Linked DNA regions of Homo sapiens: all the other regions are linked to region 5. Evidence: read pairs that join two places in POLR2A ChIA-PET (ENCODE). Cell type or tissue: MCF 10A. All regions are shown on one strand. Region 1 overlaps CMSS1 (cms1 ribosomal small subunit homolog). Region 2 overlaps CMSS1 (cms1 ribosomal small subunit homolog). Region 3 overlaps CMSS1 (cms1 ribosomal small subunit homolog). Region 4 holds the start of HP09053 (a long non-coding RNA gene). Region 5 holds the start of TBC1D23 (TBC1 domain family member 23).

Region 1 (4,000 bases), 430 kb after region 5:
GAGAATGAGCTAATAAAATCAAACAGCTTTCCTTTGAAAGACCCTTTCCTGTATAAAGCGTAAAACTTGTAGTGATAAAGTTTCATTGTTTAATAGGGGAGCTCTGAGAAAAATCAAGAGAAAAAAGCCAAAGCATCATTATGAAATTTTGGGCTAGCTGCCAGATTCATTATCTCTTATTTCCATTCCACCACTCCCCATAAATTAGCAGTGATTTGTCAAACAATATAAAAGACAAAAGAAAAGAAGGCAATAATATTTCAAATATATTTTTCTTCAGTTTAGCATTTCCTTCTTTTCATCACCATATCCATCATCATTGCTTATATACTTTCCCATTAAACACTGAGATAAAAACAAAACTACAAAAACACTGTCAATTCTGATAACACATGGCCTTGGCCAAGCATTCCACAGCTAAGTCCCCAAGGGAGTGAGCAGCCCTGAATCCAACCACCGTCCCACACCACCTCAATTACCACATATCAAAATGACCAGAGGTCTCTGGGAGTCTTCAACTTCTCAACCTCTAGAGCTAAGGTGTGATGCAGTCCCTGGAGTCAGGACCGCTCCTGAGAAAACACTGCTTTCTTACACAACACGTTGTCAATACAGATCAAAAAGTTCAAAGCACTTACAAAATTAATTTCCTTTAGAGAAAAGGAAACATCCTGACTCCAGCTGTCTGAGATCTGATAGTTTCTCCATAAATGCTGATTTTGTTCTGGTATATTTGTGCTCCATGATAAAGTGGAAGAACAAAAGAGTCATGTAGAAATTGGGCTATAGAACTGAGACTTTGAATACAACTGAAAACACTTCACCTTTCCATACTTCTTTTGCTCATTATGACTCAATGCCTTCTAATAACTCACTGTAACCAGGGAGTCTTCTAGATTGCTAGGTTTCTTTTGAGAATCTATGGATAAAACAAACCAACACTTTTAGAATTTAATATATTCCACAAATTTACTCCTCTTCTTTCTACTGCTCCCTAGGTGGAACCACTTCTTCTGCCTCATTGAACTCAACATCCTTCAGACTTTTAAGGCATTCCAAATCCCAGTCTTCATGTTGAACTGGGTTAAGCATTTATTAAAAAATCGTTTTCTTCTATGAATGAGCTTTCCAACTTGCTTAATCTCCTCCAAGACATCTGCTCTTTGATGAAACCCAGGAGCCTCCAACTCTGAGTAGAACATTCACTGTGTGGTCTTAAAAGAGCCATATGCATGTATTTCTCTTGCAATATGCATTCCAAATTTGGACAAAACTTTCTTGGAGCTATTTGACATAACGCTCTATAAAAATGATCCAAGAGATGACACATTTTAATGCTCCATACCTCATTTACTGAAACATGTCCAAGGATAAGTCATACAAGAAAAAAAAAAAAAACAACTTTTTTTTTTTTTTTTTTGAGACAGAGTCTTGCTCTGTGGCCCAGGCTGGAGTGCAATGCTATGATCTCGGCTCACTGCAACCTCCGCCTCGTGGGTTCAAGCGATTCTCCTGCCTTAGCCTCCAAGTAGCTGGGATTACAGGAGTGCGCCACGACGCCCGGCTGTTTTGTATTTTCAGTAGAGACAGGGTTTCACCGTGTTGGCCAGGCTGGTCTCGAACTCCTGACCTCAAGTGATCCGCCCGCCTCAGCCTCGCAAAGTGCTGGGATTACAGGTATGAGCCACTGCGCTAGGCCTTTTTTTTTTTTTTTTTAAAGATTTGGGAATGGCTGGGCGCAGTGGCTCACACCTGTAATCCCAGCACTTTGGGAGGCCAAGGCGGGCGGATCATGAGGTCAGGAGATCGAGATCATCCTGGCTAACACAGTGAAACCCCGTCTCTACTAAAAATACAAAAAATTAGCCGGGCGTGGTGGCGGTCGCCTGTGGTCCCAGCTACTGGGGAGGCTGAGGCAGGAGAATGGCGGGAGCCCGGGAGGCGGAGCTTGCAGTGAGCCGATATCGCGCCACTGCACTCCAGTCTGGGTGATACAGCGAGACTCCGTCTCAAAAAAAAAAAAAAAAAGATTTAGGAATGACAATTGGGGTTGTTCTGATAAAATAACAAGCCTTTGCTGCCATCTAGAGGTAAAAACTACGTAATGAAAATGGAGTTACCTAGAAAACAAAAGCTTGCACATCAATGGTGTAGAAACAAGTAGGAGCCCAGTAACCTTCAGGCAGCTGGGCCTGAAAGTATCAGTGACCACCATTCCAAGCCACATTTTCTTCACCAACACGTATCAGTGTTGCTCAAAAGAAACGAGCTCCACCAATACTGTGTGTCATACCAATCTGTCTCGGCCTTTCACAGTATTGAACTATGCATACCCAGGTAGGCTAGAGTTCCAGGTGAAGAAAAAATAAAGCTTACATCTAAAGGAAGTTCAATTATGGCAGCACTTTTCCAAGTGTGGTAGGCCAACCACCTGAGTTGAAGAAATCACTCTGAGAGTTTATTAAAAATGTGAATTGCTGGACATATCCACAAACCAATGAATTACAATGCATAGGAGTAAGATTCAGAAATCTACAATTTAAAGACGATCCCAACATAGATTTTTGAACACTAAATTGGAGACCCAATCTAAATCTTGATAAAGTTACAGGACATCACAGAAATCCATCTTGGGAAGGCTATTATTAATGCTATAGTCACAATATTAGCAGACTTGATTAGTCTGTCACTGACTTCAACTGCAGCTTCTACTGCTCATGGCTTGGATAATATGGTTGTTCACAGAAATGTCCTGATCTCCAAGTTGTTTCCTTCCTTTTTCGTCTTTTAAAACAATTTAGTGTTCCTTTTTCTCATAGCATACTTACTATAAAATATGTGGAGAACACAGAAAATGTAAGAAAAATCAAAAGTACCTGTAAGTCCACTAATCAGGGTTAACAACCAATAGCATGGGTGCATTTTCTTTTAGTATTTTTCTCTTCACATGTAAATAATTAAAGCATGTACACAGTTTTAAATTCTACTTTTAACATATCTAAGTAAACGTTTTCCTGAAGCTTTGGCCTCATTAACAAAGCATGTTGTCATAATTATACTATAATTCATTTAACACATCCTATTCATTTAACTGTCCATTTTTCATCATTATAAACAATGCTAAAATCAAATATCCTTGACTGCCTCTCTACATCCTAGAAAAGATTCATAAGGCTCTTGATACATACTACCAAGCTGTTCCACTAATCATCATTGGAGCTGCCCATCTCACTCATACTGTGAAAACTTTTAAAAGTCTGAAGGCCCAAGTCAAATGCCATATTCTTCATGAAGCACTCTTAAAGACAATCTCATTCGAAATTAACCTTTCTCTGGCAATCTCATGGCTCTTTGAGATTAATTTGGGACACTACTCTTGTATATGTCCTACTACACCGTGATTGCCAAATATCTATTCATCTCTGTATCTACCACTATCTCTATCAAGAACTGTGCACACAGCACACATTCAACACACACCAGATTACTTTACTGACATTCTTTTCTTCAACCTGACGATCTTTGATCTGATACATCCCCAGAAACTGGTGCTTTCAAAGCCAAATCCTCCAAACTGACTCCATGTCCTAAACAATTTCTACTTCTCCACCAACTGTACCATTAATTACCTTTTGTTCTCTTGTTTAATTCAAGATCAAGGAGGTATGCAAGCAGAGAATCCCAGCACGGATCCCTAAACCGAAATCTACAGGCATCACCAAGATTTCCACTAAAGCCCCCACAGTGCCTATGGATAAGCCTATTTACCAAAATGGCTGTGGGAAGCTACACATCGTGAGAACTGTCACCTCCAACACCTTCCTCCACGTGGGAGGGAGAAGGTAACTCATACCAATGCACTGCCTGGATACATTCATCTACAGAAATATGTGGAAAGCTAAAATTACCACTATGAAAGGCCAAAGGACCATCTCTCCAGGAAATGGTGAAGCAGCTTTGTGGACCTGATGAAGATCATCCCCCAAAAAGCAGCACGTCT
Region 2 (4,000 bases), 260 kb after region 5:
ACGTGCTTCCACTTTTAAACCCACCAATCCTACCTTTTAGGTATTATCACTACCTAGTCCCAGTTCTCATTCCTCAACCCCCACCTATGGTGCTCTCTCTTCATGAAGCCGTCCTCTTTTGGTTTCATGACATCCTGTTGGCTACTCTGTCCTGATGATGATGATGTTTCTTAATTCCTTGTATCTTGGTTTTGACCTTATAATTGACTACAACTATTCTTTCAAACGTCACCTGCAACTAAATTTAATGGGATTTTCTTAATCCTTTTTCTCCACCACTCTGATGGGTGACCTCATTGGATTTTTCCTTCTGTTGGTTCTCCTCCCTTGGTTTCAGTGGTAACACAGTTCTCTTATGAACACAAAGAATATTTGATCTTCTCAGTATTAATCCTTCCAACCTGTCACAATACACAGAGAATAGAAGATATGTTCAGCTACCATTATACACAATGTTCTTGAGCCCAAGACAGTTTCAGTTCACTCTAAAGAAAAATCCCCTCCTTGATTATATGCAACCCACTATCATCCTACGGAAGCTGCATTTTACTTGGAGTTTAGGTTTCTTGGAGAATATGTAAGGGGGAAAAAACCCTCAATTTATGTCAAAATTACCTTGCAAATCCCCTAGGAAGGCATCATGCAGGAAGCCAATACTGTCTCTCAGTAGGCCGAATCAAGGTGGATTTTGCCTCCAGTTTTGGTAACCATCTGAGTAAGGCAAGATGCTTACCCTGAGAGAGGCAGGTGGGAACAGACATGTACAGAAAAATCAATATACACCGTCCATTTCAGGTTCATTCCCAGGCATAGACTCATTGAATACAACCTGAGAAGACTTGTTTGCACAATGTAAATTTTTATGCCTTCTCTCTTTATATTCATTTGCTGAGCAGGTGTAGTTGAACTCATGCAAAGTTAGTGTTTGTATGATACAACTTCAACATAGAACTTAATGGTTATTGCTCAATAAATATACATATGTCTATGCTCTTGACTTTTAGCATCTCAAGGGTAAACAAACAACAGAGGCAGACACTAGATCAAGTATGAAGATCATAGATCAAGTATGAAGATGACCTTAAGAAAACTGGAGAGTTTTCTTGCAAAAACTTCTCGAGTACACAAATCAAATATACTTGTGATGCACTGGAAAAAACACTGTACTTAGTGTCAAGGGACTGAGATTCTAATTCCAATTCTGACACACATTAGCTAAGTCACCTGGGCCATCTACAAAATGGATACTTCACAGGGTTGTTTTGAGATTCAAAAGAAAAAATGCATGTGAACGCATCTATCATAGTCACTTGCACATGGTAGGCACTTGCTACAGGTTTATTCTAGGTGCATTGGTTAAACTGAAGCTAAGAAGACAAAACAACCACGTAAGGGAAGAAAACCCTGACAGTGCTGGGCATATGGCAGGTGCTATGTAAGTATTTACTGCACTACACTGAGACAGAAATCAAGCTGGTTTGACTGAGTCAATGTGTAACTTGCCAGTTCTAACATTCTTTTATTTTCTCCACATGGTCATTGGTATGAAGTCCACTTATGGCTTCATAAACATGGGCTTACAACAAAAGTGCTTCTAATCAGATTTGGCAGGAAAAGGAGAGAAACACAGGGTGAGGTAAGTGTGAGGCTACAGTGCTGAATAATAGGGATGGCAGTACCTCAGTATGTGAGTCACACAGACATCAAGCAGTACACAGCTAGAGATAATTCGCAGGTAAATGCTGCACAATCCATTACGTCATCCCTCCTCTGCCCTTTCTTCATCAATCTTGTCGCCTGGACTCTGATGCAACCCAGCAAGAATGTCTGATTTGCAGACAGCAGAGAGAGCTTCAGAACATACACATACTCATCAGAGAAGGCAATATGAACCCAAACTGAAGTTTCTGGTACTTCCTTTTGTTTAAATCATGCTTTAGAGGGGAAGTCATAGGGGTGGGATGTATAACTAGAGATCAAGCCACCTGGTCTAAGGCCTAAGGGACTAGGCTTCATCATTTTGGACAAGTCACTCCAGGTCCACAGGCCCCGTTTCCACATGTACAATTAGATGAGCTTCAAGGTCTTTTTTAGCTATGTAATTTCATCATTAAAAATTGAGGTCAATCACACCCATATGATGGACAGATATGCATTTGGTTTTAAAAGCTAGGCATAAAATCAGCTTTACTTTTTATCAGCTATCTAGGTCACTCAAATTTTAGGCTACTTCCATCCTACTCGGAATTACTAGAAGAGTGTGTACCTGTGTGCAAATCTTGTAAAAGCAAGTAAGCAGTGGCAGGCAGAAACTGGTGGTTCTAGAAAATGTGAATATTCACTCCTGAGATTATAGAGATACTCCAGTCTAAGCCACAGAAGCTTGAAAGCAAATGTGTATCAGGGGATATAATGTATTAAGACCTATCTTCTGTATGGAGAATGTTTTGAACAACAAGAAGTTTTGAAGGTACAAAAAATTCATAATAATTCATAACTTAAAAGAGATGCTCTAACCTAACTCTAAACCAAAATCATGATCAGTCTGTGCGTGATTTACCCAGCAGCTTTTAAGTACAACACCATCAGCTCCAAATAAAGAAGAATTCATTAGAGACACAGGTCTGTACAGGAGGTGGTCAGTCCCAGTGAGCTTTGGGCATGTTTTCCACTTGCAGTGGCACCGCGCTTTTCCAGAGCTGCAAACAGTCACACACGCATCACCAGCAGATTTGTGATGGAATCTCCAGAGAGGGGCATTTCCAACAAAGCTTCAGAATTGGGGGGGATATGGACAAGCCCACTGGAGATGAAAACCAGATGTCTCATTGTGCTTCCCTCATAGGCGACACCGTGTTGGGTCCCCGACCTTCTATGCTGAGCAGCTTAGGGGAGGGTAAGTTGCCCCACCACACCTGGTGCAGCATTCAACAAGACACCCATCCCTTTAATTATTCAGCCAAATGATTTATGAGGCTTGGCAGCAAAGACTTGGCAGACTGGTTTAAATTCAAAGGATCCAACCTACAGGTATTTTGAAAACCTTGGCCACATCTGCAATGTGTACTGTTTCTTTTGGGAGAGGAAAGAAGAGAAAGGGAGAAGATGTGACCTGCCTGACAGGAAGACAAGACCCAACTAGATGGAACATGTCTCCCACTCCCTCCCCACCCTGTCATTTAACAATGTTCTGGCTGACTTTCTTCCTACGAAAAGCAATCAGATAGAGTTTTAAAGATGTAAAATCCCAGAACCACCAATACATTCTCATAAACTGGGCTCAGTTGGGTTGTTCTGATTGATTACTGATGGTATAATCTTTTTGATCAACTAGGGAAGTGGTCAGCCAACTTTTTCCCTAAAAAGCCAGATAGTAATATTTCAGATTTTGTGGGCTATGTGATCTCTGTCGCAGCTACTCACCTCTGACACTGCGTCACAGAAACAGCGATAGATAATATGTAAATGAAGGAGTATAGCCATGTTCCAATAAAACTTTATTTACAAAAACAGATTAAGGGTCTGATTTGATCTGCTGGTCATAGTATACTATTAAATAGGTGAACTGAGACAAAGTGAGAGGGTATGGCTACTACTACTAAATTTATCACCACTTAACCCTATTTAAATCTAAGCCAATTTTGGGAGGACAGCTAACCTCTAAAATAACTGCATTAATAAGTAGGCACAATAATATTTTTGGGAAGAGTGTGTGTGTGTGTGAAATATAGAACAATTCAAAGGGAATTGAACAGTTTTAAAAAATCTATCACCCAGTAACTAGGTTATCTTATAGAAAACATAGTTGGCATTAAATCAAGGAGCTACTCTTACAAGTGTCTTGCCGTAGGTCAACTACAGGCTTTGACTACACATTTATATACAACATAGTTACTGAGTAATATATTTGTTAAAGTGTTCCATTATTTGTAAACCAATCTGTATGTTATTTGTGTACACATTTCAATACACTTCAAACAATAAACACCAAACTGTAAAC
Region 3 (4,000 bases), 400 kb after region 5:
GAGAGTGTACATGCTGTCAGTCATTCCACCTGCCCTCTGCCACCTGCACTGTTTACTGCAATCTCTTGCTGGGGGTAATAGGGAACAGGCAGTAGGGAAGACATTATCCCTGTCTTAAAGAAGGCTACCTTGGGCAAACAGACAAGATACAGAAGAACGCAGATCACAGAGAGTACAAAATCAACTGCAGAGAGTGGGAGGAAGGAATGGAGACAATGATAAACAATGAAAGCATTAGGAACCTGAGGACAAGCCCAGGAGGAGCACCATCACAATGCTAGGTGTAAAGGCAGCTCTGTATGCCATGAACTAGGAGGCACTTTCAGGAATACACACACATCTGTGATAATACAAGGCATCACATGCTGAGTGGCTTTTTGGATACTTCTCCCTAGAGGGACAGGGCAGCCAGGGGAAGGCATCATGGCTGTGGAAGGCCCAGGTAGGCTTTGGAGGATTAAGGGGACATCTACCTGAAACTGTTAGTCTGACAAAGACCTAAAGTCTTAATCTGTTGGAAGACAGGTAATTTTTTTTGGGAGGGCGGGGGTGTATTAACAATCAAAATGGAAAGTATGGAAAAGAGGAAACTTTGATTTAAGGGATCTTTTCTAAATAATCAAGAACCCCAATTCAGAGTGGTGGTGGGAGCAGGGGGTGGGGGAGGAAAACAAAAAGAAAAGTGAGAAAAATGAGTAGACTCTCTAGCACAGCAGTGTATTCACAGTAATTAACTTTTTAAAAGCTCCTTCTTGATAGATGTCATCTGAGTAAACGGCATAAAGAAAACTTCATTTGAGTAGGTATTTTTAATAAGAAAAATTAAAAGAGTGATAGGAGAGGCACAATATTCACGGTATTAAATGAACATCCATTGTCCAAAGGTTCTTACTAGAAAGCTCCCTAACAATACAGTACTGCAGAAGTCAAAACACATTATTTAGGCAGTAATTATCCTGGTACAAATTTACATGTGCTGTACTTGTTGTCACTCCCCTGTCAGTTCCAGTTTCTTCTTCCAGGTCTAGCCTGAGCATCTTTTCAAGTCTCCACCTGGCCCTTTCATAGCAGCATGGACAGTGTCTTTTCTAGCCCAGAATCATGGGCACCTCCTTTGTTCTCAAGATGAAAATATTCTCCTTGTAGCTGCCTAACTACCCAAGTTCTGTGCCTGTGGACCCTCAGACTGGCCTTTTACTTGTTCTGGAACCTCACCTTTCAGAGACCCTTTTTCTCAGTTACTTTGCTCCTTTTTCTGCTCTTAAAAGAGTGAGATTTGCCTCAATTCCAGTCCTTGTGCTCAATTTGAGGATTTCAGTACCGCTTTTTAGAATCCTGATTCTCTGCTAAAAGCTACCAAGCTCCTTATAATTAATGGGTCATTTGACTATTTCCATCTTATTTCACTTCTCCTGACCTCTGGGGGGCCTAGTAAGATTAATCGTTCAGGTGATGAAGAGTAATGACTAACAGTATACCATTTTTACCATATATTCCTCTGACACCAAGCTAAAGCCTCCTTCTTAACTTCCTGCCCTAATTCTTATTTCACAATGAAGGAAAATAGTATTAACCCAAATTGCTGGGTCTGGACCCATTTATGGTATCTCTAAAGGATCTCAGTGATGATGACAGGATCTTCAGTAACAAGGACATAAAGCAGACATAGATGTACACTCATATTCAACTAGCAGATGCCAAAAAAAGTGTTACTGTTCTACTGATCTTGCTGACTAAGTCAAATGAATTGTACATTACATTATGGCTATGGTATGCTGTAGCTGTAATTTTTAGAAAACCTTTGACTTGTGAAATACAAGGAAGCAGCATACACAGAATAAAAAAGACGGGTCACAGCTATTTTTATGAGTGCTCTTAAAATTTAGACTAAACAGTGAAAAGTCCCATAGAAAAAGCAGGGAGGAAAGCAAGGAAACATAAATTATAGGCCTGATACCAAAATTTATCTCAAATAAAGAAGCTTTCCAATAAATTCCATGTAATTACTCTGCAAACTGCTAGAAATCCATGGTTATTTAACCATGAACACAGCTACTATCAACGCAACACAGTTAAAATTATGTATTAGACAAGAATTGCTAAAAGATAAAATGGGATATAATCATAATCAGGCTATCAAAGTCTAGCTGTGAGAGCAGATATAAAAATAAATAAAGGAGTGTGATGTATGCAGTTTTCTGCTTAGTAATCAACATATTAAATCAGGAAGAAAAAGTAATGTATTAAACTAGCTCTGGAATAATGAGAACAAATACAGGAATTTAAGCCCATCAAAATGAAGTTACATACTTAGGACTAGGGTGACTGTTACACTGTTTCAAACATCTTAAGACCAAACAAGCTTTGGTATCATCATACTATTTGGTTGTTACTGGGAGAATACTGTAAGTATGATCAGACTGATCTGTGCAAGAATACAGGCAGGTTTTGGGGAAAAAAGAACTGACAAATAGCAAGTACAGTGCCTTGCACATAGTAGCTGTCACTGTATTTGTCTCATCAAGGTCTGAAATGAATTAAATGTCAGCTGAACTGCATAGCACTATGGATGGACCCATTTATAAAAACCAGGCAACTTAGTGGTTTCCATACTCTTATTTCAAATTGGAGTTTCAAACAAAACACAATGTCTTATGAAAACAGTTTTGTCATTTAGGACTTTTCTGTGGACTGGGAGAGAACATTTGAAGGCAGAGAATCTCCCATCTATGTTTGACGGTTAGCAAGTGACTGGCTTTATTAATGATGGAAACATCAAAGCAGTGACTAAGCCAGTGAATTGGGGGACTTCATCAGGATGAAGCAAAAGGCTGACAGAAGAAGCACAAGGTGACAGCCCAAACCAGACGCTTTTCCAGAGAAAGACAAATTTGCCACTGATGTTTCAACTGTCTATCCTCTGGAGTAATGGTTCTTAAAGTGTGGCCCCCTTTGAGAGTGAAGAAGATATCTTCATAATAACACAACCTTTTTCTCTCTCATTCTCTCAGAAGTGTATATGGAGTTTTCCAGAGGCTCCATGACGTGTGATGATTTCTCTGACAGCTAATGGAATGTGTGAAACAGATCTGAGGATACAGCTGTCTTCAATTAAGCCAGACATTAGTTGCAGAAATGTAAAACAATGCAACTCTTCTCACTAAATAATTTTGTAAAAGTATTTTTTCATAAAAATATGTTATTTAGCAGATGATGGATTTATTATTATTTATTATTTTTAACAAATGATTTTTTTTAAATTTTATTTTTGAGACAGAGTCTTGCTGTGTCGCCCAGGCTGGAGTGCAGTGGTGTGATCTCAGCTCATTGCAACCTCTGCCTCACGGGTTCAAGCAATTCTCCTGCCTCAGCCTCCCAAGTAGCTGGGACCACAGGCACGTGCCACCATGCCCAGCTAATTTTTTGTATTTTTAGTGGAGACAGGGTTTCACCATGTTAGCCAGGATGGTCTCGATCTCCTCACCTCATGATCCGCCTGCCTCAGCCTCCCAAAGTGCTGGGATTATAGGTGTGAGCCACTGCATCTGGCACTAATGAGTATTTTTAAAATCTTAGTTTGAATTTCTAATACAGTAAAGAGATAGATACAGCCCATACACTCAAAAGCTCTTTAGGGTCCTCAAAATTTTTTGAGTGTAAAGGGGTCATGAGACCTAAAAGGTTACGAACTACTGCTCTGGAGCCTTTACTGAATTGTGCTGGAACTATCTCCTTTTTCTTTCCTAATTAGCCTATAAACACTTTGAGAATAGGATCCTCTATCCCCTGTTCATCTCAGGATAGCCTTAGTACTAATGATTGTCTTTGTTGTTTGTATATTAAATGAATAAAAGTCTTGCCATATTCATAACATCAGAAACATTAAATTCAAGATTTACATAGTGAACATAGTGAAAAATAGGTTTCCTTAAAGAGACAGATGAGAAGCTAAGCTGACTCTGAAGTTATTCTCTATTTACAGGCTGATTTCTGAAACTAA
Region 4 (4,000 bases), 440 kb after region 5:
AAATATCTGATTTTAACAGATATGTGACTGGTCTAATACATAGCTGATAACTACTAAGTAACGGAGTAACTAAGGTAAAACACAATTCTCTCTGGATTTGTTTCAAATTTCTTCTCCTGAAGACACGTGACATACAATTCACGATGTGACTTTGAGTTTGGGGCAGCGTTTGCAAACTGCGGTTCACAGGCCAAATTCAACCCACTGTGAAAGTTGAAAAACAATCAAAATAAGACTATTTTGTGACGTGAAAATTACATAAAATTCAAATATTGTTGTCCATAAATAAAATTTTATTGGAACACAGCCATACTCATTCGTTTACACATTTATTTTCTATGACTGCTTTTACACTGCAACAGCAGTTATGACGGTGATGACTGGACCCACACAACCTAAAATATTTATTATCTGGATTTATATGAAAAAAGTTTGCTGACCTCTGGTCTAGTGTGAACTAGAACAAGGAACTCAGAAATAGGAATTTAAGAGCTTGATCAACTACTTTTTATAAGCAATATTAGCCATTTAAAAATCAATTAAGAATTCTATGAAAGCTGATAAAAATGGGGAAACTATATTTCAAGCTGTGATATATTTAGTAAAATGTATAATTCTATGAATGCATCTGAAGTGTTCCACTAAATAACATCAGATTAACAACAGATAAAAGACTTGTGCTGGGCCGGGCTCCGTGGCTCACACCTGTAAATCCTAGCACTTTGGGAGGCGGAGGCAGGCGGATCATGAGGACAGGAGATCAAGACCATCCTGCCTAACGTGGTGAAACCCCCCTCTACTAAAAATACAAAAAATTAGCCAGGCATGGTGGCATGCACCTGTAGTCCCAGCTACTTAGGAGGCTGAGGCAGGAGAATCGCTTCAACTCAGGAGGCGGAGGTTGCAGTGTGCCAAGATTGCGCCACTGCACTCCAGCCTGGGGGACAAGAGCAAAACTCTGTCTCAAAAAAAAAAAAAAAAAAAGAAAAAGAAAAAAAGAAAAAAAGATTTGTGCCACAAAATGATATATTATTATTGAATCTGAGGGAGGAAATGGAAGTTATGTATAGGCCTTCCACATTTATGAGTTGTATTTTTCAAGAGATTCATGGACATTTAGCAAAATTATAGCAGGAACTACCTGACATGCAATTTAGGGAAATATGCATAAATTTCCACCTTTAAATGTTCGTAATTGTTGTCAAGAACCACTCATTTAATCATCTGAAAGAACTGTGGAAATTATATGCAGTAAATTAAACCAGACCATGAAGGTTATCTAAGTGTCCATCTGTTACAGCCTTCAAGTGTAGAGCAATGACTAATAACATAGTCATTTTTCTCCCTCCTCTTTCTTCTTTCCTTCCCCTTGCTTTTTAAATTCATCCTGCCCCTGTGTTTTGCCCCTGAATATCTGTCAATACTATTTGCATTTTGACTGAACCACATCAATGTGTAAATCCTGTAATGTAAGCTGATTATGTTTTTTCCCTCTAATTCTGGTACAGTGTCTAAAACAAGGCTAAGCATGAGAGCTTGACGAATGATTATGAAAACAACATGCCCAGAAGTCGATCCTCTGTTGTGTGTTATTAACATCTCCTACAAATATTCCAAGTCTGAATTTTATATGTAGAGACAATGCCTTACAACATCTACAATGCAAGACTGTCTATATGTAAAACTAATACTGTAAAGGTTTAACTTTGGTGTGAAAATAGAAAAAACACAGAACAAAAAAACCTGGGTACTTGGGTTTAAAGAAAAGATCCAAGGTGCTCCCCTACTCCATTTCCAGAAGGAATTCACCATGGATAAAGCAATATAATTTGAAGAATATACCATAAAATGATATTACAACAAAAATATTTACAAAGCTCATTTCAGCAATCTCAAAAAGAATAAGCACATTGATTCTAGGTGACAAAAGCTGTCACCAGTAAAAATTACAGGCTTATTTACAAAGAGTCTCTTGTCCTCTTTCCAAACGTAATTTATAAAATTAAATCCAAATATGGTTACAATAAAATGTTAGACACAGTTTTACAAGGACTACTAATGTAATTTTGAAAAGAGAAAAGCGGCATTTGCCAAATCTGTCAAAAGCCTGGACAGGAGTTTGACAAATCTGCCAGCAGATCAAGGTTCTTTTGATAAAGATCTCCTAGGTTGAGGTCTTCAAGGTGTGACTACGAAATATTAATAATTAATTGGTTAACTAACAAATACTTAATGAGTGCCTTCGCTGTATCCAGATACTACTCTAGGCCCTGAAACTAAAGCAAACAAGACAAACAAAATACCTGCTCACATGGAGCTCTTACAGTCTACTGCTGGGAAAAAGTAATTAATTTAACAAGGAAAAATAATAGTTGGTGCTAAGTGCTCTGCTGAGAATTATAATAACATAATAATTTAATAGATATTGTGATAATGTAATAGAGCACCTAGATAGTTACTCTAGACTGCCTGATCAGGAAGCGCCACTCTGAGTAGGTGACGTTTGAACTGAGTACTTAATGTTAAGACAGAGCCAGCTGGCCGGGCCTGGTGGCTCATGCCTGTAATCCCAGTGTTTTGGGAGGCTGAGGCGGGCGGATCAAGAGCTCAGGAGTTCGAGATCAGCCTGGTCAACATGGTGAAATCCCGTCTCTGCTAAATATACAAAAGTTAGCTGGGTGTGGTGGCAGGCGCCTGTAATCCCAGCTACTCAGAAGGCTGAGACAGGAGAATCATTTGAACTCAGGAGGTGGAGGATGCAGTGAGCTGAGATCGCACCACTGCACTCTAGCCTGGGTGACAGGGCGAGACTCCAGCTCAAAAAAAAAAAAAAAGAAAGAAAGAAAGCCAGCCAATCAGAAGGACAGGACAGAAAGGAAAAGAACAGCTAACACAAACGGCTAAGTAAGACAGAATGAGTGTGGCCTACTGAGGAACAGAATGAAGGCTGGTGTGGGTGGGGCAGCATAAACTATAGGGGAGTAAATAGTAGAAGACCTGGTGGCCACCAGCCATGGTAAGTAATCTGAATTTCATTCTATGTGCCAGGGAAAAAGCTATTGGAAGATTTAAGCAGGAAAGTGGCCTGACTTCTTTTCAAAAGGCCTCTAGCTGGTGAGTGAGGGACAAGGTGGAAACTCTGAGCCCTGTTAGAAGCTTATGGCAGTAAGGATGAAAATGTATACTCCAATGGAGGCAGAGCGAAGAAAAATGCAAAGAAAGAATCAGGATATGTTTTCGAGGTAGTGACAACAGGACTTGATGGATGAGATATAGGGGTGAAAAAAATAAATAAATCAGAATACTGCTAGGCCTTTGTGAAATTGGGTAGTTGGTGGTTTAATTTATGGAGACAGGAAAGTTTGGAGAAAAAGCAGGTTTGGAGAATAATTCAGTAGCTGGGTCTTGTTTACATTTGACATCCCTATTAAATAACTAAGTAAAGATTTAAAGAAGGCAGCCACATATGTTAAGCTTTGAGCTCCAGGATCAGGTTTGAGTTACTGGCAGAAATGGTTCTCAAAGCCCAAATGGAAAAGCTGCTTATTTGTAGCTCCAAGTAACCAGTGTTCTTTAAAAGAGTAAACTTTGGAAAACTAATAGACACAATTTCATAATGATATATAAACAAAAGACTTTCTAAATTATGAGTCTCTTTAAGCCGATAACAGATTATTCCTTTAGAGATGAGATTCTTACCACTGATAATGAGAATGCGAAATATAAGCACACAGGCTCTGGTTTCAGACTGCCTGCATATGAATCACAGCTCCCCTATTTACCAATTAAATAGATAGTATTGGGTGAATTAAATTAAATAGTATTAAGTAAATCACTTAATTTCTCAGTGTCTCAACTTCCTCATCAGTAAAATAAAGATAACAACAGTAACTACCGCTGGTGTACTTGGGAAGATTAAATTAACTAGAACATGTAAAGCAATCAAAACAGCATCTGGCAGGTAGTTAAGTGCTCAACAAATGCAAGCTGGTATTATTAC
Region 5 (4,000 bases):
TTTCCTGGCTCATCCTGGCTCAAAAAGCTCCCCCACTGAGCACCTTGGGACACCCACTCTGCCCGCCAGAGAACAACTCCCCTTCGACTGTAATTTTCCTTTATCTACCCAAATCCTATAAAACGGCCCCGCCCTTATCTCCCTTCGCTGACTCTCTTTTCGGACTCAGCCCGCCTGCACCCAGGTGATTAAAAGCTTTATTGCTCACACAAAGTCTGTTTGGTGGTCTCTTCACACGGACGCGCATGAAAGTTACTCCATTCAGAGGCCTTTCCCATCTCTTAATCTGATTCTGCACTAATATGTTAGCTCCAAGCCATGTGTGGATATTTAATATCTGAAATGTGGCTAGACCAAATTGAAATATAAGGTAGCTGTAAAATGCACATTGGATTTTGAAGACTTGGCACAAAAAAGATGTACAATTATCTAATTTTTTAAACAATGATTACATGTTGAAATATGTTAAATAGATTATTAAAACTGATTTCACCTGTTTCTTTTTAGTGTTTTTTTTTTTTTTTTTTTTTTGAGACCGAGCCTCACACTGCCGCCGGGCTGGACAGTAGTGGCTCGATCTCGGCTCACTGCAACCTCTGCCTCCCGGGTTCAAGCGATTCTCCTGCCTCAGCCTCCCAAGCAGCTGAGATTACAGGCACGCGCCACCACGCCCGGCTAATTTTTATATTCTTAGTAGAGACGGGGTTTCACCATGTTGGTCAGGCTGGTCTGGAACTCCTGACTTCAAGTGATCCGCCCGCCTCGGCCTCCCAAAGTGCTGGGATTACAGGCGTGAGCCACCGCGCCCAGCCTTCTTTTCAGTTTTAAATGCTGCTACTACATAATTTTAAATTACAATATGTGGCTTCTATTAGACAGCCCTGGGGCTTAAATCCTACTTATTCTTCAAAGCCTAGTTGAAACACTGCTGCTTTCATGAAGCTTTCCCCCAGTGACTCCAACTGCCCCAGCCCCCACCGCCAACCTCTCGTAACACTTTGAATCACACTCACAAAGAATAAGATTAATTTTACCTTGTTACACCTTCCCAACTCCAACATAAGCAAGTTGAAGAAAAAAAAACTATATCTAGATCACCATGAAGTTTTCCTCTGACACCTTGGAGAGCCCAGCGCTACGGTAATGTTTGATGTCTGCTAATGGAGAGCTGAATTTCTTAATTACTAATTATCTATCCCTTTCAACGATTTCCATTTTTTTCCTCTGGGATTAAAGTCGATGTCTATCAATGTCCTGTATTATTTTTAAAGTGCCCATGAGCTGTACACATACAATATAACGAACAAGCAAATCCAAAACTAATACATGTGGTCAATACACTTAGATCAACTGTAAAATTTAGACAAGCCTCTAAAGGTCCCTTTTTAAAAAATGATGTTGTACAACCTAACAGTGTATCGTGAGATCAACTATTTCAAAAGTAGAAGCCTTTCCCAAAGATTAACACTGGGTGAGCAGTTTACCAAAAAATTATTGGCGGTCTTCCCCCACAATCCCGAGTATAAATCAGGTAAGCATGCAACAGCTTGGGTGCAGTAAGAGCAAAGTCCCACACTGCATCCAAAGCTCAGAAATCGAGCTGTGAGAAATGTGGTAGTAGGGGAAAAGATGACTTGCGTGAAGGAGACGAACGATGAAAACTGTTGGAATGCAAAACGAGATAACAGCCAGAATAAAAAAAAGTATACCAACTAAGTGGGAGGGATTCTCCTCGGGTCAACCTCTGAACCCTCAGGCGAAGGTCGCAGTGGTCATTTCAAAACGTCTTTTCTTCACATTGTATTTTAGTGACTCAGATCTGCATCCAACAAACTTCCTTCTTCAGCCTACTCCAACTCCCACAGCCAGGACTCCGGCCAAACCCAGCCCTGAAGCCACCCACTCCAGCACACTTTGGAGACTGACAGACGACACAGGAGGACCGTTCTGAGGCCCAGCACCTGGATGACACCCCTCTCCTTGGGAGTCCCGCCCCAGTCCCTTGGGCAGAACCAGGCAGGCAGGGGGCACCCAGCTGGCAGAGGGGTAGGGCAGGGCACCGGACTTCGCCTAGGACCGGCCTCTCCGTTCCATGCCGACGCCAGACGGCTCCTCGGGGACCGGCAAGATGGTGAGAAGGAAGAATAAAGGGGCATTGGAAATTAGCCCCGGCTTTCACTCACCAGCCGTCGCCGCTCGACGTTGGCAGCGGCGGCACATCTTCTCCTTCCGCCATTGCTGTTGACGTCCACGTCACTTTGCCGAAAAGTGGATCCGGCGCTGAGACCAACTCCGAGACTCAATGTCGTAAAAGGTCTTCGGAAGTCCAGCACTGAGCTTCCCCAGAGGGGAAGAAAGAGGGAGGTGGCAAGGGACTGGAGGAACGCAACGTCACGGCGTCCCGAGGCCGAAAGGCAGCGTCTTGGGGGAGGAGACTTGGTGGAGGCAGCTGCCCCTCCAAAGACTACATGTCCCAAGATGCCACGGTGCCGCGGGCGGGGCGGGGCGCGGTGGACGCCGTCCCAGTTGGAGGCCTTGTGTGACAAACAGCGTGTCTTTTTAGCGTCCACTTAGCGTCTTCATTCCAGCTTGGCGTCGAAATTAACAAAGTTAGAATTTACAGTCCTAACTATTGGAGAAAGCAAGGGAAATGGGAATTGACATAGGGAAGGCGGACGTAGGAGAAGAGCCACAGTTCAGTAATTTCCTGCTGTAGCAATTTAATTTGAAGAAAGAGTGGGACGTAAGGAAAGGGGCAGACCACCCCTATTTGTGAGGCCCCGTCAAAAGTGTAAATGAAGGCCCACATACTTTTTGACTGAATATTTAAAAGTTGTAAATGAAGCTATATACTAAAGGAGATACGTTCTAGCCTCCTACCTTAAATATATCTTCCTAACAGTCTGGAAGATCAAGTCCGAATTTAGAATTCTAGGACTGGAATTCCAGGCAAGCAGAGCTGCCAAAATCCTTCTCTACGCGTTCCACTTCCCCTTTACACCGCATGGGCGGACACTTGGCCACCGCCGGGGCCTTGGGGTGAGCACACGCTCAGGAGGATGGACCTAAAGAAACGCTTTTGCAAGCCCTGAAAACAACAGTGATGAAGTAGAACTGCATGTAACAATATGGATACATCTGAAAAATACGCTGTTAAATGAGCAAAACAGATTGCAGACGGATAGGTAAAGTATGGTATCATTTATAGTTGGTGTTTAAAAGACAATATATTTAAAATAGATCCATATGAGTTTAAAATGCAGGAGAATGATATATAGAAAACTCGGAATGGCAGTTACATTCAGGGAAAGGGAGGAGTTTCCATGAATTTTTAAATATTTATTAAGGGCCCCAAGGTGGCCACATAGGTGGCCAGTGTTCTTTATAGAGTCTATACTTAGGTATCTAAAATGTTTCATAGTTTCAAAAACTATTTGTTTTAAATAGATACAAAACAGTACAGCTATCTCATTTACAACCAAAAACATGTTCACTCTCTTCCCTAAAGGGAAATAATACAGATCTGCATGGTACTGCACCCACTTCCAAGGCCCGGATCTCTGTAATGTTCAGTTCTCTGTTAGGGAACATTTCTTTTAACATAGAATGAGACTGTAGATGCCCTCTATCAAAAAGAATAAAAGACGTGAATCTAGGTCACATTACCATTCTAATATTCAGGACCTCCCCTGGGTCCCTTCAATTGTTGCCAGTAGATTTTCAGAAACTTTTCAGAAAATGGTTTTAAAACCTATTCAGTCATTGACATGAGAAGCAGTTGCTCACTGGTTAAGAAGATTCTAGTCCTCAATTATGATTCATTTTGAGTATAATTAAATCAGCAACTGCTTTATAGTCTCTGGTAAAATATTTTCCCATTAAAAATATGTCACTTGACATTTTTAAACAGTTCTTTATTCTGTCAAAATAAAGTGGAAAGTTCTGACTTCTATGTTCTTTAATGGAGCCAGAGCCAGCTTCATGGGCATGTAGTCTATGC

Evidence for each region. Peaks named below come from ENCODE experiments on the same cell type or tissue, not always from the same donor. Only the 100,000 strongest peaks of a DNase experiment are listed, where the experiment ranks them.
Region 1: POLR2A ChIA-PET joins it to region 5 with 11 read pairs; 21 of 35 experiments call an interaction of 5 or more read pairs at or near these places.
Region 2: POLR2A ChIA-PET joins it to region 5 with 11 read pairs; 4 of 35 experiments call an interaction of 5 or more read pairs at or near these places.
Region 3: POLR2A ChIA-PET joins it to region 5 with 15 read pairs; 6 of 35 experiments call an interaction of 5 or more read pairs at or near these places.
Region 4: POLR2A ChIA-PET joins it to region 5 with 27 read pairs; 25 of 35 experiments call an interaction of 5 or more read pairs at or near these places.

Annotation. Positions count from the first base shown.
Region 1 is chr3:99,830,260-99,834,259 of GRCh38, reverse strand. All of the region lies in intron 1 of CMSS1 (cms1 ribosomal small subunit homolog), which reads right to left. It overlaps FILIP1L (filamin A interacting protein 1 like), which reads left to right. Exons shown (of 6, transcript NM_001387850.1): 6 at 3,655-4,000. The coding sequence ends at 3,846. The region is part of intron 1 of LOC105374010 (a long non-coding RNA gene); the gene reads right to left. Among named protein-coding and RNA genes, the nearest start is that of HP09053, 8.4 kb to the right of the region's middle. In MCF 10A, a CTCF peak has its summit at 2,094 (motif pointing left); a DNase peak (open chromatin) is centred at 2,089.
Region 2 is chr3:100,000,765-100,004,764 of GRCh38, reverse strand. The region is part of intron 1 of CMSS1 (cms1 ribosomal small subunit homolog); the gene reads right to left. The region is part of intron 1 of FILIP1L (filamin A interacting protein 1 like); the gene reads left to right. All of the region lies in intron 1 of LOC105374010 (a long non-coding RNA gene), which reads right to left. Among named protein-coding and RNA genes, the nearest start is that of MIR3921, 38 kb to the right of the region's middle. In MCF 10A, no CTCF peak of the experiment used is centred here; DNase peaks (open chromatin) are centred at 1,734 and 3,054.
Region 3 is chr3:99,857,735-99,861,734 of GRCh38, reverse strand. All of the region lies in intron 1 of CMSS1 (cms1 ribosomal small subunit homolog), which reads right to left. The region is part of intron 4 of FILIP1L (filamin A interacting protein 1 like); the gene reads left to right. All of the region lies in intron 1 of LOC105374010 (a long non-coding RNA gene), which reads right to left. Among named protein-coding and RNA genes, the nearest start is that of HP09053, 36 kb to the right of the region's middle. In MCF 10A, no CTCF peak of the experiment used is centred here; a DNase peak (open chromatin) is centred at 1,724.
Region 4 is chr3:99,822,760-99,826,759 of GRCh38, reverse strand. All of the region lies in intron 1 of CMSS1 (cms1 ribosomal small subunit homolog), which reads right to left. It overlaps HP09053 (a long non-coding RNA gene), which reads left to right and starts at 2,895. Exons shown (of 3, transcript NR_110821.1): 1 at 2,895-3,016. The region is part of intron 1 of LOC105374010 (a long non-coding RNA gene); the gene reads right to left. In MCF 10A, no CTCF peak of the experiment used is centred here; no DNase peak of the experiment used is centred here.
Region 5 is chr3:100,259,255-100,263,254 of GRCh38, reverse strand. TBC1D23 (TBC1 domain family member 23) reads right to left here and starts at 2,263. Exons shown (of 19, transcript NM_001199198.3): 1 at 2,184-2,263. The coding sequence starts at 2,236. RefSeq lists enhancers at 1-184, 1,522-2,190, 1,966-2,455, 2,191-2,859. In MCF 10A, no CTCF peak of the experiment used is centred here; a DNase peak (open chromatin) is centred at 2,384.